Regions from separate parts of the Homo sapiens genome. Here region 2 is linked to region 1. A link is an interaction called in ENCODE POLR2A ChIA-PET data of the cell type or tissue named here. Cell type or tissue: OCI-LY7. All regions are shown on one strand. Links, peaks and the distances in the headings refer to the core of each region. The heading gives the core; the rest is flanking DNA. Region 1 has its middle 41 kb from the start of GCM1. Region 2 holds the start of KILH (KRT19 interacting long noncoding RNA in hepatocellular carcinoma).

Region 1 (16,048 bases), core at 7,935-11,934:
CATAGATGATATGAATGTATGGAAGGTGTATGGCTTCCTTCCTTCCTGCCTGCCTTCCTTCCTTCCTTCCCTCCTTTCTTCCTTCCCTCCATCTCTGCTTCTTTCCCTCCTTCTTTCTTTCCTTCCTTCCTTTCTTCCTTCCTTCCCTTCCTTCCTTCCCTCCCTCCTTCCTTCCTTTAGTATCCCAGACTTCAGCATCACGTGATATACCCATGTAACAAACCTTCCTCCCTTCCTTTCTTCCATCCTTCCCTCGCTCCCTCTCTCCCTCCCTCATTCCTTCCCTCCTTCCCTTCTTTTCCTTCCTTCCTTCCTTCCTTCTCTTTCTCTCTTTCCCAAACTTTCTGTAAATTGCTTACATTATTTTATAATTTAAAGTTGATTTTTAGCCAGGTACGGTGGCTCACACCTGTAATCCTAGCACTTTGGGAGGCCAAGGTGGGCAAATCACTTGAGGTCAGGAGTTTGAAACCAGCCTGACCAACATGGTGAAACATTGTCTCTACTAAAAATACAAAAAAATTAGCCAGACGTGGTAGGGGGGGTGCCTGTAATCCCAGCTACTTGGGAAGCTGAGGCAGGAGAATGGCTTGAACCCAGGAGGCAGAGGTTGCAGTGAGCTGAGATCACACCACTGCACTCCAGCCTGGGCAACAGAGTGAAAGTCCATCTCTAAATAAATAAATAAATAAATAAAGTATTTTTTTTAAGTTAAGCCAAAATTCCGTCACAGCCTTCAGAGCCTGGACCAGAGCATACCCCACAAAAGCCATGACAACAAGGGCCGTGTGCATGTTGGAGGCCTAAGGCCTCGTGCTGGCACCATCCACTTTAAACAGAAGGAAAATGGGCGAGCTGTGGTATCGGGACGCATTATAGGATTGACTAAAGTTCAGCATAGATTCCACGTCCATCAGTTTGGAGCTAATAAACAAGGCTGATCTGCACTTTAATCCTCTAACCAAAAAACACGGTGGCCCAAAGGATCAAGAGAGGCATGTCGGAGACCTGGGCAATGTGATGGCTGGCAAAGATGGTGTGGCCAATGTGTCTACTGAAGATTCACTTTCAGAAGATCATTCCATCAGTGGCTGTACAAGGGTGATCCAGAAGAAACAGATGTCTTGGGCAAAGGTTGCAATGAAGAAAGCACAAAGACGAGAAACACTGGAAGTCATTTAGCTTGCGGTGCCATTGAGATTGCCCAATAAACATTCCCTAGAATGTGACCTGAGTGCCAATAACTCCACCATTACCCTGCTAGCTATGAAAATGTAACGTGAGGCTGGGTGCAGTGGCTCACGCCTGTAATCCCAGCACTTTGGGAGGCCAAGGTGCGCAGATAACGAGGTCAGGAGTTCAAGACCAGCCTGACCGAAATGGTGAAAAGCCATCTCTACTAAAAATACAAAAATTAGCCAGGCGTGGTGGCGTGAGCCTGTAATCCTAGCTACTCAGGAGGCTGAGGCAGGAGAATCGCTTGAACCCAGGAGGCAGAGGTTGCAGTGAGCCGAGATCGAGCCACTGCACTCCAGCCTGGGTGACAGAATGAGACTCCATATCAAAAAAAGAAAAAAAGAAAAAGAAAATGTAATGTGATAAATATTAAATACTGTACTTGTAACTGCCCAAGTGGTTCACCTTGCCTGCTGCCTAGACACAGCTGATTCATCAAGACAGAGGAATTGCAATAGACAAAGAGTAATTCAGGCCCGGCGCGATGGCTCACGCCTGTAATCCCAACACTTTGGGAGGCCGAGGCAGGCGGATCACTTCAGGTCACGAGTTCGAGACCAGCATGGCCAACATGGTGAAACCCCATCTCTACTAAAAATACGAAAATTAGCTGGGTGTGGTGGCGTGCAACTGTAATCCCAGCTACTGGGGAGGCTGAGGCAGGGGAATCGCTGGAACCCGGGAGGTGGAGGCTCCAGTGGGCCAAGATCGCACCACTGCACTCCAGCCTGGGCGACACAGTGAGACTCTGTCTCAAAAATTAAGAAAAAAAGGAAAATTTATATGACATCGTAAAATGAAAAGTATTTGCCACAAATAGAAAGTAACTTTAAAATAAATACCACAGAAATAAAACAGTATTCTTAAATCTAGTTTAATACCTTTGCCTGCTGAAGGGTGGGATCTTTTGTTAAAAGGATAATTAACAAGTGTTAGGGATCTTCTCCTAAATTTAATCAGAATGACTGGAGGAACACTGAGTCATTGTTACTTAGTACAATTATTGTCATACCTCTTTTAGGGTCTGTTTGCACTTTAATGAAGCAATTGGGTGCTTGGCTGAAGAGAAAAAACTCTCTCAAAGTTGTTTTTCAGGTGCTAGGGCTGGTGGGGGCAGGAAAGGTAAGGCGCGCATGCCTTAGGGTTAGGTCTGGGTGATCAGGTGGTGTTTTCCTGAAGATAATACATCCTACGGTATCCTAAAGTGTCTGGCCCCACAGGTAGAGATTCAGGTATGTGGGTGACAGACTACTCATTCCCAGGCCTGAACACAGCCCCATAGCTACTCATACAGATATTCAAGCAGGAAAAAGTATGCTTTCTCTTTCTTTTTTTCTTAATAGAGACAGGGTCTCCCTATGTTGCCCAGGCTGGTCTTGAACTCCTGGACTCGAGGGATCCTCCTGCTTCAGCCTTCCAAAGTGATAGGATTACAGGCGTGAGCTACCACGACTGGCCACCTCTCCCCTCCCCTCCCCTCCCCTCCCCTCCCCTCCCCTCCCCTCCTCTCCCCTCCCCTCCCCTCCTGTCCTCTCCGCTCCTCTCCTTTCCTTCCTACCTCCTGCATTTGTTTTCCTTTTCTCTTCTTTCTTTTCTTTTATTTTCCTTTCTTTCTTATATTCCTTCCTTGCTTCCTCCTTCTTTTCTTTCTTTTTTTTTTCCTTTCTTTCTTTTCTTTCTGGATCTCACATCTGTTTCCCAGGCTGGAGTGCCACAGCATGATCTCGGCTCACTTCAGCCTTGACCTCCTGGGCTCAGTGATTCTCCCACCTCTGTATCCCAAGTAGCTGGGACTACAGGCGTGCGCCACTGTGCCTAGCTAATTTCTTATATATTTAGTAGAGACAGGGTTTGCCATGTTGCTCAAGCTGTATTTTCTCTCTTTCTACTGGAAATATTTACTAGGGAAAGGCAGGAAAAAAGACTACAACAAAACTGACAGCAAATGAACTGCTGCAGAAGTGAACTGTCCAAACTGGCCTTGCAAGTTTTCCCCTTCTAATTTAGTCTTTGTTCCTTGCTACAGTTACTGTCACTAACTATAACCAAAGATCTATAGAAGATACATCTATTAATGTTAATTTAGTCTTTGCTCCATGCTACAGTTACTGTCACTAACTACAACCAAAGATCTAGAGAAGATACATCTATTAATATTAGTCTTTGCTCAATGTTACAGTTACTGTCACTAACTACAACCAAAGATCTAGAGAAGATACATCTATTAATGTTAATTTAGTCTTTGCTCAATGCTACAGTTCCTGTCCCTAACTACAACCAAAGATCTAGAGAAGATACATCTATTAATGTTAGTCTTTGCTCAATGTTACAGTTACTGTCACTAACTACAACCAAAGATCTAGAAAGGATACATCTATTAATGCTACAATGTAGTCAAAAGAGCTCTAGATTTGGAAGCAGGAAATCTGAAATCTGTTCCTCCTTTAGCATTTCTTAGCTGTTATGATTACCTTGAGCAATGTATCCCTTGCCTGATCTTTCTCATTTTCCATTAAATCTTCCATTTTCTACCCCTTAGGTGAACAGATTTGCCTTTGACGGCCCAGTGAGCTACTCTTTAAGATGAGAACAACAATATTTTATCCTGTCATGGAAGGCAGGGGACTGGACTAGTTAATTTCTTGTACCCATCAGTTCTGGGATCATAAAATCCTATGAATTAGAGAAAACCAACTGTATGCTGGTGCCAGACTCTTGAACATGAAGCAAGTATGCAACAGACCAATGTTTCAGCATGTGCCTGCCCACATGACAAACTGTTGTTTATAGAGCACCAACTATGCACACAATAATGATGATGACAAGTCATTTTTGAGTGTTTACTCCTCACAACAGCCCCATGAACTAGTTTGTATCATTATCCCCACTTAAAAAATATAGAAACGGAGGCACAGGGAAGCCAAGTCATTTGTCCACAGCACAAAATCAATAAGCAGCAGAGATGACTTTGAACAGAGACCATCTGTTGAAACTGACTGCAAAGAGGCACAGGGAATTTTGAGGGGTGATGGAAATGTTTTTTTATTATAAAATTAAATGTCAAAGGTGGAGAACTGTTTCCCAGAGAGCAGTTTCGAAACTATTTGTAGCTAAGTTTAATTTGTTATATTTTATTTTTATTATAAATTTTTTTTTTTTTGAGAGATGAGGCCTCACTGTGTTGCCCAGGCTGGAGTGCAGTGGCATGATCGTAGCTTACTGCGGCCTCAAACTCCTGGGCTCAAGCCATCCTCCCACCTCAGGCTCCCGAGTAGCTGGGACTACAGGTGTGTGCCACCATACCCAGTTGGAAATGGTCTATGTCTTGATGCAAATGCTCTATATCTGGGTGGTTATAAAACTATAGAACTGTACACCTAAAGAGGGTGAATTTCACTCTATGTAAGTTATATTTTAATAAACCTGACTTTTAGGACAAACGAAAAAACAGAACGAAGAGCAAACAGAATTTAGAACAAACAAACAAAAAAACCCAGAATGAAGCCAAGAGTTAAGGAAGAGAGCAAGGGAGGGAGGTTGGGAGGAAGGAAGGAGGGGAGGACTCTGCAGAGCAGGCTGGAAGCTAGGAAGAATGCCCTGTATGTGCTGACCAGGCAAGCACAGAAGTCGCCTGGAGAGCCACGCCTCTGCTATCTGTTTCCATTGCCTCAGGGAGAAAAACAAAAAGATAATAAATTCAGCTTCTCTTTTTCTTTTGTTGATGGCCTTCTCCTTTCACCTTTGTTTTGTGATTTCGCTTCAGAGGGCAGTCTCTCTTTTTCAACTCAGTTCCAGCTGCTGAAAGTGAAGGCCTAGACATTTGATCTCCTCTTGATTTGACCAGAACACCCTGTTCGAGAGACAGGACAAGCAGTAACACAGGGGTTTTGGCAAAGAATCGGACTGTATTGATCTAAGTAAATGAATGAATACATTAGTGTTTTTGCTGCCAGCAATCTGGTAAGAACTCTTAAACACATCCAGCAAGGGTTAAGTAGGAAACAATGGTGTTCCCTTGCCAACATCCACTGCAGTGTGTGGAGAATTATTTTCAAATTTCTATTTTGGATGCAGGCAGGAAAGGGGACAAGGTTTGAAAAATTATGCTCACTACTTGGGTGATGGGATCATCCGTATCCCAATCCTCAGCATCACACAATATACCCATGTAACAAATCTACATGTATCCCCTGTATCTAAAATAAGAGTTAAAAAAAAATTTAAATTCCGTTTTGGCAAATGCATTTCCTTTCCTATCTCACTAGACTGGAGCCTCTGACCCTCTCAGGACACCCCTCAGGCAGGGGAGTTTCCTCATCACAACCTGTTTGTTTCATCCTGAATTACAGCCCTAAATCCTTTGCTGAGTTGCCATTTTCATTAAATCAAAGTATACTTGTTAGAGACTTAAAGTTGATTAAATAGCAAAATAAACCACTTATCTTCCTATACATCTTCAACTCCCAGAGCTAGTTGTGACAAGGGTTTTGGTGGCCACCAAGAAACCACACTATAAGAATTTTAGAAGAGAGTTACTTTCATTTCATATTTAAATTATTATTATTATTATTTTTTTTTTTTTTTTTTTTTTTTTTTTTTTTTTTGAGACGGAGTTTCACTCTTGTTGCCCAGGCTGGAGTGCAGTGGCGCGATCTCGGCTCATTGCAACCTCCACCTCCCAGGTTCAACTGATTCTCCTACCTCAGCCTCCCAAGTAGCAGGGGTTATAGGCATGCGCCACCATGCCTGGCTAATTTTTTTTGTATTTTTAGTAGAGACAGGGTTTCACCATGTTAGTCAGGCTGGTCTCAAACTCCTAACATCAGGTGATCCACCCACCTCGACCTCCCAGAATCCTGGGATTACAGGCGTGAGCCACCGCGCCCAGCCAAATTGTTTATTTTTAAAAATGTTTGAATGTGTAATTCATTCCTATGTCTAAAAAAACTAAGAGAAAATTACAGAGTGAAGTTTCTTTCTACACTTGTCCCCCATCTACCCAGCATTCCCTTCCTAAAACAAGTTTCTTTTTTATTCTTCCAAGGATTTTAATGCATATGAATATCAATATTTATTTACCGAAGTATATACACCTAGAGGCCAGGTGCAGTGGCTCACGCCTGTAATCCCAGCACTTTGGGAGGCTGAGGGCAGGAGTTTGAGACCAGCCTGGCCAACATGGCAAAACCCCGTCTCTACTAAAAATACAAAAAAAAATTAGCTGGGCATGGTGGTGGCAGGCGCCTGTAATCCCAGCTACTCAGGAGGCTGAGGTGGGAGAATTGCTTGAACCCAGGAGGCAGAGGTTGCAGTGAGCTGAGATGGTGCCATTGCACTCCAGCCTGGCCGACGAGCGAAACTCCTTCTCAAAAAAAAAAAAGAAAAAGAAAGCTTTACCAGATTCTTTTCTCTCTCTTTCTCCCATTTTTTTAACTTTTATTTTAGGTTTATGGTACATGTGCAGGTTTGTTAAATAGGTAAATTGTGTGTCACAGGGGTTTGGTGTACAGAAAATTTTGTCCCCAGGCAATGAACATAGTACCCAATAGGTATTTTTTCTGATCCCCTCTCTGCTCCCACCTTCCACCCTCAAGTATGCCCTAGCGCACCTGTTGTTCACCTCCCAGTGTCCATGTATTCTTGTGCGTAGCTCCCACTTATAACTGAGAACATGCAGTATTTAATATTCTGTTCCTGCATTAGTTTGCTTAGGATAATGGCCCTGGCTCTATCCATGTTGCTGTGAAAGACATGATCTTGTTCTTTTTTATGGCTGCATAGTATTCCATGGTATATATGTAATCACATTTTCTATTTTTTTTTTTTTTTTTTTTGAGACAGAGTCTCGCTCTATTGCCCAGGCTGGAGTATAGTGGCACCATCTCGGCTCACTGCAACTTCTGCCTTCTGGGTTCAGATGATTCTTGTGCCTCAGCCTCCCTAGTAGCTGCAACTACAGGCATGTTCCACCATGCCTGGCTAATTTTTTTTTTTTGAGACATATTTCACTCTTGTCGCCCAGGCCTGGGCAACAGAGCGAGACTCTGTCTCCAAAAAAAAAAAAAAAAGATAGAAAATGTGGTTACATATATACCATGGAATACTATGCAGCCAATAAAAAAGAACAAGATTGGCTGGGCACGGTGACTCACGCCTGTAATCCCAGCACTTTGGGAGGCTGAGGCAGGTGGATCACGAGGTCAGGAGATAGAGACCATCCTGGCTAACACAGTGAAACCCCGTCTCTACTAAAAATACAAAAAAAAAAATTAGCCGGGCGTGGTGATGGGCGCCTGCAGTCCCAGCTACTCTGGAGGCTAAGGCAGGAGAATGGCGTGAACCTGGGAGGCAGAGCTTGCAGTGAGCCGAGATCGTGCCACTGCACTCCAGCCTGGGCAATGGAGCCAGACTCCATCTCAAAAAAAAAAAAAGAACAAGATCGTTATTTTAAGCAAACTAATACAGGAACAGAAAATTAAATACTGCATGTTCTCAGTTATAAGTCAGAGCTACACATCAAGAACACATGGACACTAGGTGGTGAACAACAGGCGCTGGGGTGTACTTGAGGGTGGAAGGTGGGTGTCCATCTACTAGAAATATATAAAATATAATAATATACAATGTTATCAGAAGGTGATTTCAAGGGATTGGGAAGGATCCTGTGTGGCTTTGGCCAATATTGGCCATTTTGACCATTATTGTAGTTTACGTTAAAAATAACTAACATTTTCACAGAGCCTTAGAGTCTTAGAGTTATTGCATACTTATGTTATTCCACCTACATTAGTGGTGGAATGAGGCAGGAATGTATTATCATTTTTATTTTACAGATGAAATGCAAGGAGATTAAGTGACTTGTCCAAGAGCTAAGTAGTAAATGGGGTTGCCAGGAGTTGAATTCCAGTTGCCTGACTTGATGTCTAGCATAAAGGCAGCCAAGCAACTATATGATTTAGCTATGTAATGTAACCCTTTAGAGCCCACACCTTGCAAGCTCTGTGCCATAGCTTTTAGATTAGTTGCTTAAAACTGAAGCCAAGCTTTTCAGTGGCAATGATTTAAGTTGCTAAATATAATCATGACTCTCAAGAAAGTTATATTTTAACTTTGTATGATCTAGTTTTGTGTTTTTTTGTTGTTTTTTTTTTTGAGACGGAGTCTCCCTCTGTCGCCCAGGCTGGAGTGCAGTGGCATGATCTCGGCTCACCGCAACTTCCGCCTCCTGGGTTCAAGCAATTCTCCTGCCTCAGCCTCTTGAGTAGCTGGGATTACCGGCATGTGCCACCACGCCCGGCTAATTTTTTTTGTATTTTTAGTAGAGACGAGGTTTCACCATATTGGTCAGGCTGGTCTCAAACTCCTGACCTTGTGATCCACCCAACTCGGCCCCCCAAAGTGCTGGGATTACAGGCATGAGCCACCACGCCTGGCCCTAGTTGTCTAAAACTTTGAACAGGTCTTTAAAAAATATATTCTGTTGATCTACTGTGGATCAATATAAAGACATTTGCTAAGGATCAGATCCCATGTAATATCTTACACATTGGGTATAGATTAGGCTGGAACCTAGTTCTTAGATTCCTACTCAGTTATTTCACTAAATGAATACTTACTTAATTATACTTAGTGAATATTTTACTTAATTATGCTTACTAGGCAGAATAGTAGGAGATGTAGCTCTAACCTCTAGTGACATATTTTAATAAACAGATCACAGCCTGGGTAACAAAAGCAAGACCCTGTCTCTACAAAAAATATAAAAAATTAGCCGGGTGTGGTGGTGCATGCCTGTGGTCCTACTTGGGACCCTACGGTCCCAAGAGATCTGGAAGGGTCTCTTGAGCCCAGGAGTTTTAGGCTGCAGTGAGCTACTGCACTCCAGCCTGGGTCACAGGTGAGATTCTGTCTCTAAAACAAAAACAAAAACAAAACCAGATCAGACATACCAGTATTATGGTTCTTGGTGCTTTTGGTGGAGCTTCACCTTGGTGGGAGGAGTTCTAGAGACATCTCTTCTGCAACTGATTCCTGAAAAGGGATGACAGTAGCCCTCCCGCTCCCTTATCCACAGGGGATAAGTTCAGAGCCTGAAACTGCCCATAGCACTGAACCTGATCGCCATCAAGCGGAACACAGTTCTGTTTATGACCTCCACCCACACATTTCAATGTTTTTTTTTTCCTTAACTAAGCACTTATCACACACTGTTGTGAGCTTTGCAGTTTGAGATGCAACAACGAAACTAGCATGAATTTCTTTTTCTTTCTTCACGATCTCAGGGATACAAGATTCCTTCTTACTGCAGATCTTAGCAACCTCAAAATACGATGGTTTCCTCTTCTTTTAAGCTGAGAACTTTCACCTTTTCATTCAGAGGAAGCACTTCCGGCTTCTCTTTAGCTTTTTTTTTTTTTTTTTTTTTTTTTTTGAGACAGAGTCTTGTTCTGTCACCCAGGCTGGAGTGCAGTGGCGCAATCTCAGCTCACTGCAACCTCTGCCTCCCGGGTTCAAGTGATTCTCCAGCCTCAGCCTCCCGAGTAGCTGGGATTACAGGCGCCTGCCACCACGCCCGGCTGATTTTTGTATTTTGAGTAGAGAAGGGGTTTCACCATGTTATCCAGGCTGGTCTCCAACTCCTGACCTCGTGATCAGCCCGCCTCAGCCTCCCAAAATGCTGGGATTACAGGCGTGAGTCATGGCGCCCGGCCGGCTTATTTTTTTATTTTTTTTAGACGGAGTCTCGCTTTGTCGCCTAGGCTGGAGTGCAGTGGCGCGATCTTGGCTCACTGCATCCTCCGCCTCTCGGGTTCAAGCGATTCTCCTGCCTGTAGCTGGGATTACAGAGTTCCAGGTTGGAAATCACTTAAATTCTTCTCCAAAATTTGTGTGTTTAACCATTTCAAGGATCCCTTCAAATGCAATTATCTTAGGCAGGTGGGGCAGTTCAGGCTTAATGGCCCTGACCCCACACCCTCCTATTCCATTGGGTTATTTAGGTGGTTGTCTCTTGTTTTTTCTTTTTCTTTTTTTCTTTTTGAGATGGGGTTTCACTCTTGTTGCCCAGGCTGGAGTGCAATGGCGTGATCTCGGCTCACTGCCACCTCCACCTCCCGGGTTCAAGTGATTCTCCTGCCTCTGCCTCCCAAGTAACTGGGATTACGGGCGTGAGCCACCACAACTGGCTAATATTTGTATTTTTAGCAGAGACGGGATTTCGCCATGTTGGCCAGGCTGGTCTTGAACTCTTGACCTCAGGTGATCTGTCTGCCTCGGCCTCCCAAAGTGCTGGGATTACAGGCGTGAGCCACCGCCCTCAGCCGCCTCTTGTTTTTTCTACCTGCGACAAGTAAACTTGGGAGGAATGAGGAAGAAATACAGGTGGAGGCTCTTGAGGCCCTGCGAAGTGTCCTGGCTATCCTTTTGTACATTGCATTGTTAGAGCAATGACAGCACTTAATCAGTTATCTGCAGCGTGTGATTTAAAAATGCATCATACCAATATTGCTATACCAGTAATGCTTCTTTTATTTAATGATTAACCAGCAGAGATGCTACAGTTTTTATATTGATTTTAAATGGGAAGTCATGGTGACACATAAAACTGTCCTTTTCAGGCCAGGTGTGGTGACTCACACCTGTAATCCCAGCACTCCAGGAGGCCAAGCGGGTGGATCTCCTGAGGTCAGGAGTTCAAGACCAGCCTGGCCAACATGGTGAAACCCTGACTCTACTAAAAATATGAAAATTAGCCAGGCATGGCGCTAGGCTTCTGTAATCCTAGATACTTGGGAGGCTGAGGCAGGAGAATTGCTTGAACCTGGGAGGTGGCGGTTGCAGTGAGCTGAGATCGCGCCACTGCATTCCAGCCTGGGCCACAGAGTGAGGCTCTGTCTCAAAAAAAAAAAAAAAGCAAAAAACAGAAAAACAAAAAAACTGTCTCCTTCCTCTCTTCCCATAAATCTTGGGGCAAATTAATTAAAGCCATATCTACAGATTGGTGGGATGAGTGTACCCTTTAGCACAGCCACTTTTCAGTTTGCCATGTGAACCAAAGGAAACCTTCTCCAAAGTTTCTGATGCAAATCTGAGGGCTTTCCAGGCACAGGAATGGGAGGAGCTTGGGTTTTAGGTTGACAGGCCCTGGGATGAGAAGGTAATAGCTTTTCTACTGGTTTTGTTCCGGTTTTCTATTCTAGGTAAAGATAATCTCTATTTGGACTATATAGCCTTTAGTTGTCCCAAAGACAAAGGCTAAATAGTCATTAGATTTTTTTTTTTTTTTTTGAGACAGTCTCACTCTGTTGCCCAGGCTGGAGGGCAGTGGCATGATCTTGGCTCACTGCAACCTCTGCCTCCCTGGTTCAAGCAATTCCCCTGCCTCAGCCTCTCAAGTAGCTGGGATTACAGGTGCCCGCCACCACGCCCAGTTAATTTTTTGTATTTTTAGTAGAGATGGGGTTTCACCATGTTGGCCAGACTGGTCTCGAACTCCTGACCTCAGGTGATCTGCCCACTTTGGCCTCCCAAAGTGCTGGGATTACAGGCGTGAGCCACCACGCCCGGCAATAGTCTTTAGATTTTTTAAAACAAAGGACGATTCTCTGAGATCAGCAGCCTCTAGCAGACTAGGGAATGTCATCTGTCCAAATTATTTAGATGACTTTTTTTGGTTTATTCTTTTCGCCTTCCTTCACTCTTAAAAAAAAAAAAAAAAAAAAAAACCATCACTTTTCCTGAACCTCCAATCAGACTTCATTAAGTTCTTGTTTTTTGTTGTTGTTGTTGTTAGAGTCTCGCTCTGTCACCCAGGCTCTATAGAGTGCAGTGGTGCGATCTCAGCTTATTGTAACCTCTGCCTCCCGGGTTCAAGCAATTCTCCTGTCTCAGCCTCCCAAGTAGCTGGGACTATAGACACCTGCCACCATGCCTGGCTAATTTTTGTATTTTTAGTAGAGACGGGGTTTCATCATATTGGTCAGGCTAGTCTCGAACTCCTGACCTAAGGTGATCCCACCTGCCTCAGCCTTCCAAAGTGCTGGGATTACAGCAGTGAGCCACCGCGCCAGGCCCATGAAGTTCATCTTGATTCTTTTTAACCACAACTCCATCAAGGATATATTTAAACCTGATAAAAGCAAGTGATTTGTTATATGTTTACTTCTTTATATATTTTTTAATGATTTCTACCTATTTTAATACTTTTAAACTTCTGTTATTTAAATGTGTGAATTATTTTAAGAACAAATGCATTTATAATTATGAGTAAGTGCCCACTTCTAACTTTTCCTTAGCGGTTATTTTGGGAAGTTCTGCCTTGATTTACAGAAATTTGGTGTGAAACGTCCGGGCGCGGTGGCTCACGCCTATAATCCCAGCACTTTGGGAGGCCGAGGCGGGCGGATCACGAGGTCAGGAGATCGAGACCATCCTGGCTAACATGGTGAAACCCTGTCTCTACTAAAAAATACAAAAAATTAGCTGGGCATGGTGGTGGGCACCTGTAGTCCCAGCTACTTGGGAGGTTGAGGCAGGAGAATGGTGTGAACCTGGGAGGTGGAGCTTGCAGTTAGCAGAGATTGTGTCACTGCACTCCAGCCTGGGCAACAGACGGAGACTCCATCTCAAAAAAAAAAAAAGAAAGAAATTTGGTGTGAATGAACTTGACTTTCCTTTGATTCTCACAAATACCAAAGTGGGACGCAGCCACATGGAGAGCCTGGAAACGACACTAGTTATGAGGTGAAAAAGAACACCTTGGTCCCCAATTTCACTTTTCAACTTAGTAACTTGTGATTTGTATAAGTTACTTAAACTTTTTAAAGGTTGCTGTCTTTATAGGTAAAATGGAGTAACACATAACTCTCAAGGTGGCTGAAAAATTAAGTAAAAACATGAAGGTGAAGTCGTTTAACAAGTAGATATTCAATTCATTCATTCCACAAATATTTATTGAATGCTTTTTAGTTCCAAGCACTTGGACCAAAATAATCAAAATGAACAAAATAGATAAAAACATGTTGCCTTGTAAAGATAATGCTCTATTAAACTGCATAATAAGTAAATATGCTGTATAATATATTGCAAGTTGATAGAGTGATGTCAGATGGTGGGTATGGCTGACGGGTCAGAAGGCTAGGGTAGGTCACACTGAAATGTGACATCTGAGTAGACTGTAAGGTGATGAAGAGGTGAGCCTAGCAGCTATCTAGGGAAAAGCATTCCAGGTAGATAGAACAGCCAGCACAAAGGTCTCCAGGTGGAGACAGGCCTGTCTCCTGAGCAGCAGGGAGGCCAATGTGTTGTGCTGAGTGAGTTAGGGAGAATGACAGGAGACAGGGCAGAAGAGGTGAGGGCTGGTGGGGCTGCCTGCCAGATCAAGAAGGGCTTTGGAAGCGGTCTAAGGGACTTGGGCGTTGGCTCTGAGGGAAGTGGGGAGCCACTGCAGGGTGTGGATCTGATGTCCTTTTGAAAGGATTATTCTGGTGGGGAGGAGACTATCAGACAAGGGAGGAGGCAGGGAGAACTATTAGGAAGGATTGTAGTCATCTAGCTCAGACTGATGAGGTGAGGTGAGATTGGGTGAGAAATGTCAGGTGCTGGATTCACTGTGAATGCAAAGTCAACACAATGTCCTCACAGATGCTAGGTGGAGCTTGAGAGAAAGAGTGACCAAAGATGATTACAAGGATGTAGGACTGTGAGGAAGGAAGGACAGGTTGCCAGTATTTGAGGGAAGGAAGACAGGTTGGGGATGAGAGGAAGCTGGACTTCAGTGTTCGACTAGAATATTGTTTTGTCTTTTAGGGGGCAATTTGAACCTTTAGTAGTTTTTAAAGTATAATTAGAAGGTTTTTTTTGTTTTTTTTTTTTTGAGACAGGGTCTCACTCTGTCACCCAAGTTGTAGTGCAGTGGCGTGATCTCAGCTCACTGCAGCCTCAACCTTAGGTGATCCCCCCACCTCAGCCTCCTGAGTAGCTGGAACTACAGGCATGCACCACCACACCCGGCTAATTTTTTTATTTCTTGTAGAGACAGGGTCTTACTATGTTGTCCAGGCTGGTCTTGAATTCCTGGGCTCAAACGATCCACTGGCCTTGGACTCCCAAAGTGCTGGGATTATAGGCGAGAGCCCCCTCGCCCAGCCAGAAACTTTCAATATAGAAATAATCCTAGCAAACCACTTAAAAATTTTGTTATTTGACAGAAATTTCACATCAGGTCACATAGGCCTAGCCCTGAGTCTTTCACCCATTCAGGGGTGTAACACTCAATGGGACGGGCACATTGTTGTCACCAAAATTACCCTACTACCTGGGTCTGGACACCCAGTTGCCAGAAGCCATGGAGGCTTCTATCCTGGGCTGGAAGCTCCCAGAACCTCCTCTCTTACTGCTCGAATTTGTAAGCACCCCCACACTGGCTTCACCTGGCTCAGAGTCAAGAACGTCCTCCCTCACACAGGAGCCCTGAGCTCTGCACACGCCCCTCAGGGCCTAAAGTCAGCCGGAGAGTCATGAGGACAGAGACCCTGCTTCTGCCTCCAGCTCCCCTGGACCAGGTGGGGCTGCCTACTGGTAAGCCCTGCAGCCCCCTCTCTGGCACCCACCTTCTGAGGCCCACAGAGTTCCCTTACTCCATCCTTTACTGCAAAGTGAAGGCCTGGCACACAGAACCACAGGTTTTTGGCAGCTTGGGCAAGTGGTGAGACAGGTGAGAAGAAATCTCCAGCGTTTATTGATTAAAAATCATCCACAATGTTAACATGGAAAATCTGCAGTGTGATCTGTGGTGGATTGGTCCAATTAAGCTTTGCTTGGAAATTGCCTATGAAAGGAAATCTTAAAAATCACATCACAGGCCGGGCACAGTGGCTCAGGCCTATAATCCTAGCACTTTGAGAGGCCGAGGCAGATGGATCACCTGAGGTCAGGAGTTTGAGACCAGCTTGGCCAACATGGTGAAACCCCGTCTCTACTAAAAATACAAAAATTAGCTGGACTTGGTGGAGGGTGCCTGTAATACCAGCTATTCAGGAGGCTGAGGCAGGAGAATCGGTTGAACCCAGGAGGCAGAGGTTGCAGTGAGCCAAGATCACGCCGCTGCACTCCAGCCTGGGCGACAGAGTGAGACTCCATCTCAAAAAAAAAAAAAATCACATCACAGTGTTGAAATACTTTCCTTAGGGGCAGTGATCCTTTGAGGGGACAGGGGCTACAGTGTCGGGGGTGAAAGTAGAGAGTGGTAATCAAGTGCAGACGCCCCGGTTGTTCCTGGAATGGTGATTTTGAGTTGTCAACACACGAGCTCAACACATGAGCAACACAGATGCTCATGTGTTGACGACAGGTAGGGGGCTCAACAGTGAAGCAGGGAGCTCAGGAGTGAGGTCTGGGCTGCAGGCATATATTTGGGAGTCATCAGCATGACAGAGATAATTTAAAGGGTGAGACAGAAAGAGTCTATGAAGGGGAAAGCAAGAAGAGTCTGGCAAGAGGTCCTGGAGCCCTCCCGTGATAAGAGCGGAAAAAGAGGAACAAGGAAAGGAGACGACAAGGAAGCATCCAGGATCGAGGAGAAAAATCAAGAGGGTGTGGTGTCTCGGAAGCAGCACGAAGAAAGTGCTTGGAAGCACAAAGAGTGAGCCACCGTGTCACACGCTGCCTGCCCAACGATCAGGTAAGATGAGAGGAGACCAAGAATGGCTGTGGGATTTAGCATGTGGGGGTCATTGGTAACTTAGCGAGCAGTTTCGGTAGTGATGGAGAATGTTTTCAGAGAAATTTGGAGAATTGTGGACCTCAAGTACAG
Region 2 (16,048 bases), core at 4,001-8,000, 390 kb before region 1:
GAATCACTTGAACCTGGGAGGTGGAGTTTGCAGCGAGCTGAGATTGCACCACTGTACTCTAGCCTGGGTGACAGAGTGAGACTGTCTCAAACAACTGAAACAAAATAAGCACAATCAATATTGTCAAAAAGCTACTGGTAATAGGAAGCAGGAAAAAAGTCATAAAGACAGACAGACATTATACATAAAGTATAAAAAATTATGCTTCCAAGTAAGACTCCTAGATGGGATAAATAGCAAGCTGAATGCAGCCAAAGGAAAAATTGTAAAACTGAAAGAGCAGACTGAGGACATCTTTCAGAAGGCAGAAAAAAAGATAAAGAGAGAAATACAGAAATAAAAAGTTAAATACCATGGAGGATAAAAGTAGACATGCTGACATCCTGAAAACAGGAGTCCAAAGGAAGAGAACATAAAGGGAGGACAAATATTTAAGAGAATAACAAAAACAATTATCTCTAAATTAAAGATAAAAGAAGTCAGATGGAAAGGGTTGCATGCCAAATAGGAGAGATTAAGAACCTAGAAAGATTATTGCACATTTAAGAACAAAGAGAAAGAGAAAATACTAAAAGCTTCCAGGAAAAAAAGAGCATATGTCCTCCAAAGATACAAGAAGATTTGGCAGCAGATTTCTTAACAGCAACACTGGGGCCAAATATTTGGGGATTTTTCAGATATTATTCTGTTACTGATTTCTAATGTAATAACATTGTGGTCCGAAAACACACTTTATATGACTTAAACCCTTTTAAACTTATTGAGACATTTTATGGTGCACAATGTGGTTTATCTTGAACAGATACTCTACCAAAGAAGGTAGATGGATGGGAAATAAGCACATGAAAGACAGGCAACACCAATAGTCATTAGGGAAATGGAAATTAAAACCGTAATAAAATACCACCACACACTAACCATACCAACTGTTGCCAAAGCTTTAAAGGAGCTAGAACTCTAACATGCTGTTAGTTGGAATGTAAAATGACTCAACTACTTATATAGTTTCAAATCTCATGCTGAAATGTGACGCCAATGTTGGAGGTGGGGCCTAGTGGGAGGTATTTTGATCATGGAGCGGATACCTCATGAATGGTTTAGCACGATCCCGTTGGTGATGAGTGAGTTCTTTCTCTATTAGTTTGTGTAAGAGCTAGTTGTTTAAAGAAGCCTGGCATCTCTCTTGTTACTGCTTTCACCATGTGACACACCTGTTCCCCCTACACCTCATGAGTAACAGCTTCCTGAGGCCTCATCAAAAGCTGAGCAGATGCAAAGTGCCATGCTTGTACAGCCTGCAGAACTGTGAGTCAAATAAACCTCCCTTCTGCATAAATTACCCAGCCTCAAGCAAAGCGAACAGATTAATATGACTACTTTAGAAATAGTTTGGCAGTTTCCCAAAAAGGTAAATATACAGACCAGGGGCAATGGCTCATGTTTGTAATCCCAGCACTTTGGGAGGCCGAGGTGGGCGGATCACATGAGGACAGGAGTTTAAGACCAGCCTGGTCAACGTGGCGAAACCCCATCGCTACTAAAAACAAAAAAATTAGCTGGGCATGGTGGCATACGCCTGTAATCCCAGCTACTCAGGTGGCTGAGGCATGAGAATCACTTGAACCTGGGAGGTGAAGGTTGCAGTGAGCCGAGATCATGCCACTGCACTCCAGCCTCAGCAACGGACCAAGACCCTGTCTCTAAATAAATAAATAAATAAGTGAAATATACACCTTCCAGATGATCCAGAATTCGACTCCAAAGAATTACCTCAGGAGAAAAAAAAGCATATGTTCACAAAAGACTTGTATATAAATGTTCATAGCAAATTTATTTGTAATAGTCCAAACTGGAAATAATCCAAATGTCTATTACTAGGCGAATGGATAAACAAATTGTAGCACATTTATATAATGAAATACTATTCAGCAATAAAAAGAATAAACTATTGATCCATGCAACAACATAAGTGAACATCAAAATAATTATGCTATGTAGATAAAAGAGAGTACATACTGTTTTAACCATTTATAAAAAATTCTAGAAAATGCAACTAATCTATAGTGATAGAAAGAAGATGGGTCGTTGCCTGGGAACAGGGGAAACAGGCAGGCAGGCGTGGGTGAGCAGGGTTACAAAGCAACACAAGGAAGTTTGACGGTGGCGGGAGGGGGAAGGTAGAGATAAGTATGCTCATTATCTTGATTAGGGTGACGGTTTCAAGAGTGTATACCTACGTTAGAACTTTCCAAAACATACGTTCTAAATATTTGCAGTTTATTATATGTCAATTATACCTTAATAAAGCTGTTTTTTAACAAAAAACATAATAAATGAAAAATAGAATTTTTATCTGATAAAGACATATGAAATTCAGATGCTGTTTTTATTTTCAAAAATGAACAAAGAAAAGAGAGAGAAATAAAAATATATTTATAGCATAATAATCCAGAACTAAAATTCTAAATAATATCAACACAGTAGTGGAGAGGAGGAGACAAAAAGACATGAGTTGGTAGCATCAGGGTGAGTCCATACAGGAGGCAGAAACAGAGTTAGCCGGGTTCTAAAGAACCGAAAAATCTAAAAGGGAACCATTACCATCACACCAACCCTATTCTCCCCAGTAGTAGCAGTATTGTTCCAGTAGCAACAGTTGGTTCCAGTTTGCAGTATTTCCAATGTTCCCAGAACCAGCCTCAACATAACCGAAGAAGTCTTAGTTCCAACTCTTCAGGGCAACTCACCAAATTTATAGATTTTCTTTTTTTTTTTTTTTTTTTGAGACATGGTCTCACTCTGTTGCCTAGGCTGGAGTGCAGTAGTGCAATCACAGTTCGCTGCAGCTTCAACCTCTGGGGCTCAAGCAATCCTCCCACCTCAGCCTCCCAGGTAGCTGGAACCACAGGTGCGAGCCACTATGCCCAGCTGATTATTTGTATTTTTTGTAGAGACGGGATCTCCCTGTATTGCCCAGGCTGGCCTTGAGCTACTGAACTGAAGTGTCCACCTGCCTCAGTCTCCCAAAGTGCTAGGATTACAGGCATGAGCCACCATGCCCAGCCCAAATTTATACATTTTAATAATTTTAACATCCTCTGATATTTTGCAGAAATACTGAGGAAATGTGAACACCACTTATTTAAGAAATATTTTCAAAATTTTCACTACAATTTTTTTTTTGAGACAGGGTTTTGCTCTCTCACCCAGGCTGGAGAGCAGTGGTGCTATCTCAGCTCACTGCAGCCTTGACCTCCTGGGCTCCAGCAATCCTCCCACTTTAGCCTCCCAAGTGGCTGGGACTACGGGCCCACACCACCATGTCTAGCTAACTTCTCTGTATTTTCTGTAGAGATGAGGTTTCACCATCTCGCCCAGCCTGGTTTCAAAATCCTGGAATCAAGAGATCTTCCCACCTCGGCCTCCCAAAATGCTGGGATTACAGGAACGAGCCACTGTGCCCAGCCTTTACCACCTTTTTTAAGGAAGATAATAGCATTCAAGTTATGTTTCCTCCCCAAAAAGCCCGTATCTTTTAAAGATTTATACTAAAATATTTACAGATGAAATAATATAATATCTGTGATTTTCCTCAAAATAACCTGAGGGGAAGGAATGGGTGGATGGGGATAGAGATAAACCAAGATTTGGCAATAATTTATCATTATTACAATTGGATGGTAGATAATTGAGAGTTCATTATAATATTCTACTTTTTTGTGTTTGAGATTTTCCATTTTTTATTTTTACTTTTTATTATTCTTTTTTTTAGACGGAGTCTGTTTCTCTGTTGCCCAGGCTGGAGGGCAGTGAGGCGACCTCAGCCCACTGCAACCTCTGCCTCTTGGGTTCATGCGATTCTCCTGCCTCAGCCTCCTGAGTAGCTGGGACTCTAGGCGTGCCACCACGCCTGGCTAATTTTCGTTTTTTTTGTTGTTGTTGTTGTTGTTGTTGTTGTTGTTTTGAGATGGAGTATCACTCTGTCGCCCAGGCTGGAGTGCAGTGGCACGATCTCGGCTCACTGCAAGCTCCACCTCCCGGGTTCACGCCATTCTCCTGCCTCAGCCTCCCGAGTAGCTGGGACTACAGGCACCCGCCACCACGCCTGGCTAATTTTTTTTTTTTTAGTAGAGACGGGGTTTCACCATGTTAGCCAGGATGGTCTCGATCTCCTGACCTCATGATCCGCCCGCCTTGGCCTCCCAAAGTGCTGGGATTACAGGCGGAGCCATCGCACCTGGCCTAATTTGCATATTTTTAGTAGAGACAGGGTTTCACTGTGTTGGCCAGGCTGGTCTCAAACTCCTGACCTCAAGTGATCTGCCTGCCTCAGCCTCCCAAAGTGCTGGGCATGATCCACCGCGATTGGCAGAAAAATATTTTTAAAGCATGCATACAATAGTATTTATATAATAAAGACACATACAAAGAAAAGCATAAATATCAAGTGCCCAAGAATTGCTGCCATTGGTGGGTGATGGGGATGGAAATCAAAGGCAGAAATAAAAGAAAATAAAAATGAATGAATGATGGAGAAGGAGGAGCCTAACACAGACCATTGGCCAAAGTATGAAATAAACTAAGGAGTATAATTGGACCAATCTTCAACAAACAGGAAAACTGGAAAATGAAAACAGGAAAAACAAAACAGGCCACGTGCAGTGGCTCATGACTGTAATTCCAACACTTTGGGAGGCTAAGGTGGGCAGATCACTCGAGTCTAGGAGTTGGAGACCAGCCTGGCTAAAATAACGAAACCCTGTCTCTACTAAAAACAGAAAAATGAGCCAGGCGTGGTGGTGCACACCATGCCTGTAATCCCAGCTACTCAGGAGACTGAGGCACAAGAATCACTTGAACCTGGGAGGCGGAGGTTGCAGTGAGCCAAGATCACGGCACTACACTCCAGCCTGGGTGACAGAATGAGACTCTAAAAAAAAAAGTCCTATGTCAGTCCAAAGGCTGGCATTTAAGGATTTAAGGTCTCCTAAATTTGGTCTTGGCCTACCTTTTTAAGCTTATTTTTTCACCCACCTTGAAAAACTAACATCCCATCAAAATTAAATATCTATTGTTGACCATGTGTCTTAGTCTATTTCAGGCTGTTATAATAAAATACCATAACCTGGGTAGCTTATAAACAACAGAAATTTATTTATGACATTTCTACAGGCTAGGAAGTCCAAGATCAAGGCACAGCAGATTCCATGTCCGGTGAAGGCCCACTTTCTGGTTCATAGAGGGTGCCTTCTTGCTGTGTTCTTGCATCATGGAAGGGTTTAGCTAGCTCTCTGGGGTCCCTGTTGTAAAGGCACTGATTCCAATTACAAGTGCTTTACCTTCATGACCTAATCACATGCTAAAGCCCTCACCTCCTAATACCATCAGTTTAAGGGTTAGGATTTCAACATATGAATTTAGGGGGGATGTAAGCATTCCATTCATTTCACCATGTATAGCCTATTCTTCATTGATCCCATCATACAGTTTCTGATGGTTCTACTGCCCTAAACTCTGCCCATGCTCCATATCTGCATAACAACTTCTTACCCATCCTTCCAAATCTACCCCGTACACCATCTCCTCAAGATGCTTTCCCTAGTGCCCTGCTCTCTTCTCTCTCAGTGGAGAGTAATCTATGTACAAAACAAAAAACATCACACTTATCAGATTTGCTTAAGTATTTATCCTTTTATAATTGGTATTAGAATTTTTCTGTATTTGCCTTCTGCTCTAAAGATCCAGTTCTTTACAGTGTAATATCCTAGGACAGGTATCAGTTATATTCATCTCTGTATCCCATAATGCTTAGAACTGCTTCAAACACTGTAATGCAGGTGTCTCCTAGATGATAAATGGGGGAAAGACAGAGAGAAGGAAGGGAGGGAAAGAGAAAGGAAAAGAAAGTCTGAATGAATAAATTGCATTGCATTGGTTCTTTCAAGGGAGAAAACTGACCAAATTCACTTGAAAACATAAAACAAAATACCCAAATTCACTTGAAAACATAAAAAGGATTTCATAAAAGATGTCATCAAGCCGGGTGCGGTGGCTCATGCCTGTAATCCCAGCACTTTGGGAGGCTGAGGCGGGCAGATTACCTGAGTTCAGGAGTTTGAGACCAGCCTGGCCAACATGGTGAAACCCCGTCTCTACTAAAAATACAAAACTTAGCTGGGTGTGGTGGCAGGTGGCTGTAGTCCCAGCTACTCAGGAGGCTGAGGCAGGAGAATTGCTTGAGGCCAGGAGAGGGAGATTGCAGTGGCCCAAGACCATGCCACTGCACTCCAGCCTGGGCGACAGAGCAAGACTCTGTCTCAAAAAAAAAAAAAAAAAAAAAAAAAAAGATGTCATCAATTTTATAACGTTTCTTTCTCAGCTGTTTGGAGTTTCCTTTTTAAAGGCACTTAAGTGCATGCATCAAATGGTACAATAGAAACAAAAATATAAGCTAAAAGCTGAAAAATAAATTCAGGGGCCTTTTGGTAGGTCACGACCCCCCCCTTTATCCCTGCTGCAACAACAGCAGTAATGTGGAATAGGTGTTTCAACCCATTGCACATGGAGGAGTTTGTGCTTCCCCACACCTTACCCTACGTACCTCAGCTGATAGGCTCAGCAAGAGGTAAAAACAGCCATGGGACAGAAAAAAATCCAGTCCTTTTATGGGAGATGGCATAGGTGTGTTTGGAGAGAGGCAGTCCTTGGTTCAAATCCTGAGCATGGTTTTCTTAGGTCTGTGACCTTGAGCAACTCATTCAACCTCTCTGATTTTCTCTGTTGAGTTTCCTAACATCAAAATGGAGTGACACCTATTGTGGTTGCCATTGTTATTACTGACTGCCCTGCCTCATCCTTCTTTTAAATGACGTGATGCCTTTTGGGTAGAAGGGAGGCTGTTGCAGTTTTCCTGTTGAAAGGGGAGTTGCAACTGCCCTGTGATTCCATGGAGACTTGTGTGTGTGTGGAAGGCTGGAAAGCAAAGGTTGCAGTAAGTTTGTGACAGAAGCTTCCCTGAGACACCTGGAGACCCTTTGGCTTTGAGCAGAGCTGCTCCTGGACGAAGGAGAGCAAGCCTTGGGGACTAGACTGAAGTCGCCGAGAACCCGACTACTAAACAGTGCTGAGGGGACAGCCTCTGGGGACTGCATGCAGCCAGACCCCGGGATGTCTCATGTGATCCTCCTTCAGGCCACCGGAAGTGCAGTGGGCGTGGCCAGGAACAGAGCGGGAGAGCTAGCAGCAGGTACCTCCAGGGGAGGAGCGGGTTATAAACCTGGTGTAAGGCACGCCGTCCAGGACTCCCAGAAATACCGAACGAGAATCGTGAGAAAGTGGAGGATGAGGGAGAGTTCAAGGGATCACAGCCTGGGGAGAAGAACCATGGAAAGCTGGACATTAAAATTTAATAGTATTTCATTTTCTACTCCAGGTGGATGAAATCAAGGCTTGCTGCTGACAAAATATAAATCATGCCATATGATGCCAATTCTAAAATGCCATTAATTGTAAGTTGTGCCATCGATTTAAATAAGACTTTTTTGAAAAAAAAATTTACTCCTAACATTAATAATAAACAATGATCATAAAAGAAATCCTGAATTTAAACTCCAGTCAGCATCTGGCCGGCCATGGTGGCTCACGCCTGTAATCCCAGCACTTCGGGAGGCTGAGGTTGGAGGATCGCTTGAGACCAGGAGTTTGAGACCAGCCTGGGCAACATAGTGAGACCCCATCCCTATTTAAAAATTTTTTTAATTTTACATATTTTATTGTATTGTATTTGATTCTTTTACAAATTTCAGTAGGTTTTTGGGGAATAGGTGGTGGTTGGTTACATTAATAAGTTCTTTAGTGGTGATTTCTGAGATTTTGATGCACCCGTCATCCAAGCAGTGTGCACTGTACCCATTGTGTAGTCTTTTATCCCTCCCACCCCATCCCACCCTTTCCTCCAAGTCCCCAAAGTCCATTATATCATTCTTATGCCTTTGTGTCCTCATTGCTTAGCTCCCACTTATAAGTGAGAACATACGGTGTTTGGTTTTCCATTCCTGAGTTACTTCACTTAGAATAATAGTCTCCAATTCCATCCAGGCTGCTGCGAATGCCATTATTTCGTTCCTTTTTATGGCTGAGTAGTATTCCATTTTCTTAATCCACTTGTTGATTGATGGGCATTTGGGTTGGTTCCATATTTTTTGCAATTGCAAATTGTGCTGCTATAAACATGCATGTGCAAGTATCTTTTTCATATAATGACTTCTTTTCCCACCTACTAGTGGGATTGCTGGATCAAATGGCAGATCTACTTTTAGTTCAAAAAAATTTTTTTAGTTTAAAAAATAAAATTAAAATAATAACAATAATTTAAAAAGGGCCAGTTGGTGTGATGCATGCCGATAATACCAACTATTCAGGAGGATCACTTGAGGCCAGGAGTTGGAAACCAACCCAGGAAACATAAGGAGACCCCATCTCTATTAAAAAAAAAAAAAAAATCCTGGATTCAGATAGCATAAACTATAAACTGTAACAAACAAGTATCAAAACAGAGAAAATGTGATATTTGTACCATTTAATAAACTTCCCTTTTATTCAGTAAATAAAAAATAAATGGTACATTTAATGCTTTGATAATTGTGAAGATCCTTACAAACATTACTTTTACATTTTGAAATGTACATATACAATTTTACGTGAAGTTTTTGAACAGAGGTAAAGATGGAATATAAAATATTTTGATCAATATTCTTTCCCACTAATTATGATAACTTTATTTGTAATGTACACTATTTGAGAAGTAACTGTCAGTAGAAAACAAGTGAAAATTCATATCCAAAAGGTAGAAAGTACATATTTTATTTTTCTAAAAAAAAAGATTCTGTTTCATTTTGTCACCATTAAACGTTGCCAAAATGTCCATTTCCTCTATGAAAAATTAGATATGTTGTAAACCGAGTACATAAATAACATTTTATTGGACATAAAACACTATGTGGTTACATAAGCTTTAGAAATGAGGATTAGTCCATATTTGGTACAATATTAACCTTAAAACAGACACACTGAATGGTGAGAAGATAATTTTTATTGTATATATAGAAACAGTTAATTGGGAAATACAGAAAAATCCTTCACAAAACAAAAGATATTTTATCTGTAAAAATCAGTAATGCTCATGGCTTATTCCAGGTGATATGAAGATAATCAAATAGCAGTTCCTTAAATTTTATAACTAAAGCATATATAGAAGTATTCACTTATATCTACAATTTACTTTTAAAAATGGTAAGAAAACTGTGCATAAGTAATAAAAATAAATGTATTTCCTACTATTAACTACAAATTTCAAAGGCTAATAGTTGTATTATTTTAGAATTATCAATATACAAGTATTTCAGTATTCAAACACAGTTTATAAACATGTCATTTTAAACACGATTTCCTCAGAGAGGCCTTTTCTGAAAAACACACCCCTGTTATCTAAACTATATCTTCTTCCCCTTATTCTTTGTCATAGCCCTCTTTCACCGTCATGGAACCTCACAATTTTAAATTGTGCTGTAGCAGGCCGGGTCTCACTAACAGCTGAACAGGCAGGCCTCCATGACAACTGTTTCAGCACTGACTGAGTGTTAAGTTAAATATTAAAAAGTTGATAGAGGCCGGGTGCGGGCTCACACCTGTAATCCCAAAACATTGCGAGGCCGAGGCAGGCGGATCACGAGCTCAGAAGATCGAGACCATCCTGGCTATAAGGGTGAAACCCCGTCTCTACTAAAAAATAAAAAAAAAAAAATTAGCCAGGCATGATGGCGGGCGCCTGTAGTCCCAGCAATTCGGGAGGCTGAGGCAGGAGAATGGCGTGAACCCAGGAGGCGGAGCTTGCATTGAGCCGAGATCCCGCCCGTTGCACTCCAGCCTGGGGGACAGAGCGAGACTCTGCCTCAAAAAATAAATAAATAAATAAATAAATAAATAAGTTGATAGAAGGCCGGACGCAGCGGCTCATGCTTGTAATCCCACAACTTTGGGAGGCTGAAGCGGGTGGATCACTTCAGGTCAGGAGTTCGAGACCAGCCTGGCCAACATGGTAAAACCCCATCTCTATCAAAAATACAAAAATTAGCCGGGCATGGTGGCAGGTGCCTGTAATCCCAGCTACTCTGGAGGCCCAGGCGGGAGAATCACTTGACCCTGAAGGCGGAGGTTGCAGTGGGCAGAGATTGCAGTGAGCCAAGATCATGCCACTGCACTCCAGCCTGGGCGACAGAGCAAGACTTCCTCTCAAAAACAAACAAACAAACAAACAAACAACAACAACAACAAACGTAATAGAGCCAGTGTCCTTATACAAAGGCTGGAAGGTAACAAAAGCCCACTGAGAGTTTTGCCTAGACTTTTCCTGGGCCTTGAAGCATGACAAGATAACAAAGGAATTCTTAACAAGATCCGTTTAGTATTAAACAAGTTTTACTGGGGTCTGAAGGAACTCCCTAAACCTCCATGATTTAGCAAGGAGACAAGATAAGGGTAATTACCTTTGGCACCTGGACCCATCTAGATTAAGTAAATTTACTGAGGCTCCACAGGAAGGTCTTTAGGCCACAGACTTTAGCTATAGGTTAGAAGAAATTAATAACTTATGTCTTCCGATGAATGCACACTTACACGTAGACATGTAGCTTAGAAGGTATATAAGCTCTGCAAAACTGTAATTTTGAGTTGGTCTGCTGATATTTTCCCGGCCTTCTCTCTATACCCGGTTACAGAAGTAAACTCTCTTCTTTCCCAGTTCATCTGCATCTCGTTATTGGGCCGTGAGAATAAGCAGCCTGATCCTTGGTTCATTCCGGGAACAGTGCATTCATTTATGTGGCTCTTCATTTAACACTAGTCTCCTCCCACCCAACTAAGCTATAAGCTCCATGAGAAATATCCTGCCTTTTGCTTGTTATTTTGTCCCAGTACCTAGCACGGTACCAGATACCTAGTAGGCACTTAATAAATATTCATTAAATCTATTCATATTTCCCCAGTCCCCTTACTTTACTCCTTTTTCTGCATCTTTCCTTTTATTGAACCCCTACACTTCCCAGCTCCTCCATTAACCCCTGCAGAGTATTCACTGACTGCTGAAACTAGAGCATCACTGAGAAGCAAGAGATAGACTGACCTAACTAGAGGGAGAGCTGCCATCCAGGATGATGCCACCATCACAGGAGGTGAGAAGGAACACAGCATCTTCTGCAAATGCTACAGTAAATAGGGACGGGGTGCAGGTAAGATCACTGACCCCAGGTCACTGACCCCAGTATTCTCAGAGCCAACAGCTAACTTTGCAGGAGAGCCCTGAGCCAATTACTAGATATGTAAACTTTAAAAAAAATGCTTAAGTCATCAAAATTTATTTTTTTCAATGGCAAAATGAGGATATTATTGTTCACCTCATATGGCTGTAGTGAGAATTAAATAACAGGATGCTTATGAATTTGAACCCAATGATGAACACATACTAATGTCTCAATTAATGCCATAATTATTTGATCCAGATCTGCAAACATTCAAAAACAGCTTTGCATAAATAAGCCCTGAATTAAATGAATCAGCCTCCTTGATCTTTTCCAGATGAATCATTTGCCCAACTTCTTCCCATACAATGAGATATCATATCTTAAATATGCAAATCAGTAGTTTTTTGCACTAATCAAGAGAGATTGCTCTGCTCCAACTGTCCCCTCATACACTCAGCTGAAATATTAAGACACTCTGCTAGCTTTCTTACAAGATAAACATGTTGTTCATCTCGCACTATGAGCTACTGGGCCAGAGCCCCACTGGAGGCTGCTTGAAATACCTCAAATATGATTTCAGAAATAAGATGGTAAATGGGCATGTGCCTTTTATTAATAGCACCTGTGGAGAACTTTCTTCTCTAGAGAATTTTTCCAAAGCATTTTCATATATGTTGTTGTTTAAGCCTCACAATAACTGTGAGACATAGACAGAATTATTATCCTTTCCAGTTTTTCTTACTAAAAAAAAAAAAAAAATCTTGCTGGGCACAGTGGCTCATGCCTGTAATCCCAGCACTTTGGGAGGCTGAGGTGGGTGGATCACCCAAGGTCAGGAGTTCAAGACCAGCCTGGCCAACATGGTGAAACTCTGTCTACTAAAAATACAAAAATTAGCCAAGTGTGGTCGTGGGTGCCTGTAGTCCCAGCTACTCGGGAGGCTGAGGCAGGAGAATCATTTGAACCCTGGAGGCAGAGGTTGCAGTGACCTGAGATCGCACCACTGCAGTGCAGCCTGGGTGACAGAGGAAGACCCCGTCTCAAAAAAAAAAAAAAAAAAATTATTTTTTTCCCAGAACTTCGGCTAAGAGTTTCACTTATTTGCTTAAAGTCTTCACCAGCACACTAATATTTTGAAAGAAGAAATGAATGACTTAATGAATGAACTAGTAAGTAAGAAATCCAAACCCCTAATCCAGGCTGTTGGTCTTCCCTTCCCTTCCCCTCTCCCTTTCTTCATCTCTCACTGTCTCTGTCTTTCTCCTTTTTTGTTTCTGGTAATTTTTCACAATCTCTACTACAGCTTGTAGGTCCTTCTAAGCTCTGGACCTCTGGAATGCAGTTACTAATGCGATTACTAAAACTATAAGCCTCAAAAAAAAAACATAATAGCCATTGTTGTTTATTACTTCAACAGTATTCTTTCTAAGTACAGTTAAAGGAAACTTAGCTTTCTTTAATCATGCAACAACATGTTACCTGAATTGAGCTGTTAACAGACTTTAAAAGTTGAAGTAAATATTTGCAGACTTACGTTGGCCTTTCAAACCAATCACTTTATAATCATCTGAATACAGAACAGCCCTGAAGCTGTATAAACCAGCCATAACTTGAAAACTAAAACTTGGAAACCCCAAAACATATTACTGTAGTTAAAATGTAATGACTCTGAACCTCCTTTCTACATCTAGAAAATACAAGAATGGATAAAAGAGAAGAAACCCTTATTGGGGAGTCTATCTTTAAGCAGAATTTATGTTATTTTCTTATGAGGGAAAAAAACAGGATTTATAAGCAACTTTGAGTATAATATACTAATATGAATTATTTGTTTCTTACATATTTGACATCATCAAATGTACCAGATTTCTGAAAAACATGACTACTTGTACTTTTTCCTCTTGTTTTACATTCTCTATGTTTTCTACCATCCTGTGCCTGGAACTTTATATCAGCATGGTCTTCTAAAGATTATAGTGTAATACTATCAAAGGCATGTCACTCATTATTGTTTTTATCCCAAGTAAATTCTGAAAAAAATAAAAACCTTCACCACGTAACAACATGGTAAGTCAATTTAAAATATCAGTCGAATTTCTTTAACATTATGACACTATTTTGGCGTGCTGAGTAAATCTCATAAATCTCTCATAAACCCTTCAGGCTTTAGGCATTGGTTAAATACTGTGTTTCTAAGGAACTATAGATTCATAACAGAAACTAGGGATTCTCAAAGAGAACTAAAGCATCTGTCTTTCAATTATAATTCATGCTGATTAACCCACTCCATATTTAAGAAGGATGCTGTATGCCCTACTCGAAGGGAAATGGGGAAAAAAAATTCTCTACTATAACTCTCCGATTTTATCTTCAGCAGGAGCAAAGGAAAATTCTCTAAGAGCTGGCAGCTCTTTTAACCTGCAGAGTCACTGCACCTGTAGGTAAATTATTAGCAAAACTAACCAGAAGACAGTCTGACACATTCATAACAACAGGTGCTCTCTATTATTTCAAAATGGCACCTAAAGTGGTCCAATGTATTGTGTTTATTTTCTGTCTTCTCTTTCTAGAAGGAAAGCTTCATGACAGCAGAAATGCTGCCTTTCTCATTCACCCAATATCCCCAGCACCGAAAACAGGACCCATACAGAGTGGGTGCCTAGTATTTGTTAAATAAACAAACACAAATTTAATCTAACTGACAGATAATTGCCTTAGTTATATAACTGTGGCACTTTACGTATTATCCAAACTTTCAAACTAAGTTCCTTGCAACCCAGATCAACACTGGTACTAACTTGACAGCAGGTTTATGAACATATATATAATCCAAGCTATTAAACATTTAAAAACAACTGTAAAATATTTCTTTCTTTCTTTTCTTTTTTCTTTTTTTTTTTTTTTTTTGTGAGACGGAGTCTCTCGCTCTGTCGCCCCGGCTGGAGTGCAGTGGCACGATCTTGGCTCACTGCAACCTCCTCCTCCCGGGTTCAAGTAATTCTTCTGCCTCAGCCTCCTGAGAAGCTGGGATTACAGGCCTGCGCCACCATGCCCACATGCCCAGCTAGTTTTGTTTTGTTTTGCTTTGTTTTGTTTTGCTTTGTTTTGTTTTTGTATTTTCAGTAGACGGGGTTTGACCATATTCTTAGTTATTTGTTTTGCATAATGAAAAAAAGAAAATAGTGCCAGATGTAACCTCAATAATAATTTATCTTCAAGGACAAATTCTCACAGTCAAAGTTTCAGCTATTGCCATCACCATTGCAATCAAATTATGACTCAGAAAAACTACCAGATTTCCCCATCACAAATGCCTACAACTACAGGATTGTGCCCCTGACCTTACTGAACACAGCATAAGCAGTGATTAGTTCCCTGGACACGGAAATGGTTCATGATCGCTCACAAAAGTTACATTGGGTTTTCCTAGACAGGACAAAATGGCTTTGTTGTGTGTTTGAGAGACATCTCTAGACAGAGAATTTTCATTTTTGATACCATGAATTTTGGTGAATTATATTATGAAATGATACTGTTTTATTTCCATGGATTTATGTTAAGGATTGTATTTAGAGAAAAATTTCCTTTAAAAAGAAATCATCACTTGAGAGTCTTCTAGCCATGCTAACTCTCAAGTTACTTTAATCTCTCAAGCCTCTACTTCAAGTGATTGGTGATTCAACTCCTAACCAATCTGCCATTTGGTCTTACCCTGTATCTTCCTCCACCAGCACATGACATAGATATCCTTCTGAAACCCAAAAATTATGAACTAGGAAATCAAAAGGTATACAGAGAGAAATAGAAATGTATTAAAAAACCTAAAAACAGCATCAAATTTAAGAGTTTATTTTGTACAGTCTTGGTCCAGTAAATATGACTATTTTATGTTGAAAATCTCTTTTGAATTAATTATTCCATTGCTCTTGGGGCAAGGAGGGTCCAGAATTTGCAGTCAAAAGAAATGGGATTAAGTCCAGTTTCTATCATTAAATGTATCTCTAAGAACTGAATCAGTTATTAGAAGGAGTCAGGGACAAGAGTGGAATAATAAACACTGGGGACTATAAAAGGTGGGAGAATGGGGAGAGGGGTGAAGGTTTAAAAATTACCTATTGAATACAGTGTTCACTATTCAGGTGATGGGTATGCTAGAAGCCCATAGTGCAGCATATGCATGTAAGAAAGCAGCACTTGTACCCCCTAAATATACAAAAATAAATAAATAGGAAAAAAAAGTAGTGGGGCATAGAGAGAAAATTATGAAAGAGCAAATTAAATTTGTAAAAAATGTACCATAAGTTTATATGTTTATCTACTATAAGTTTATGCAAAACAAATTAAAACTGTTAAAAAGATAAGACTGTTAATGTAAAGCACGAGGTACATTGTAGGTATATGAGAAGTGTTTGTTCCATCACCTCTTATGTCTTCCTTTCTTCTGTCAAAGCACTTCCTAAACCAAAAAGGTCTACTCAGATTTCTGGTGTTACTGTTTTTATGGTTTTGTATTGTTTTCAGCAATGTGAGGAAAGTGGAATGAACTTGGACTTTGAAGGCAAACTAACCTGGAATCAAATACTGGCTCTGCTGTTTGCAAGTGTGATCTTTGGGTATGCTTCCTAATCTGTGAGCTTCAACTTCCTCCTCTGTAAACCAAGGTAATACCTTATAGTAGTCTTTCCCAAACTTTTTCATAATATTGTACACTTTGAAAATGAGAATATTTTACTGCAAAGGATGTTGCCACC

Evidence for each region. ChIA-PET counts read pairs that join two places held together with the same protein. Peaks named below come from ENCODE experiments on the same cell type or tissue, not always from the same donor. Only the 100,000 strongest peaks of a DNase experiment are listed, where the experiment ranks them.
Region 2: POLR2A ChIA-PET joins it to region 1 with 7 read pairs; 4 of 35 experiments call an interaction of 5 or more read pairs at or near these places.

The regions. Positions count from the first base shown.
Region 1 is chr6:53,181,883-53,197,930 of GRCh38, reverse strand. It overlaps the pseudogene SOD1P1. Among named protein-coding and RNA genes, the nearest start is that of GCM1, 41 kb to the right of the region's middle. In OCI-LY7, for the core only: no CTCF peak of the experiment used is centred there; a DNase peak (open chromatin) is centred at 9,600; H3K4me3 peaks cover 447 bases; H3K27ac peaks cover 372 bases.
Region 2 is chr6:53,564,660-53,580,707 of GRCh38, reverse strand. KILH (KRT19 interacting long noncoding RNA in hepatocellular carcinoma) reads left to right here and starts at 7,433. Exons shown (of 4, transcript NR_110840.1): 1 at 7,433-7,508; 2 at 11,103-11,285; 3 at 15,819-15,958. RefSeq lists an enhancer at 7,174-7,674. In OCI-LY7, for the core only: no CTCF peak of the experiment used is centred there; no DNase peak of the experiment used is centred there.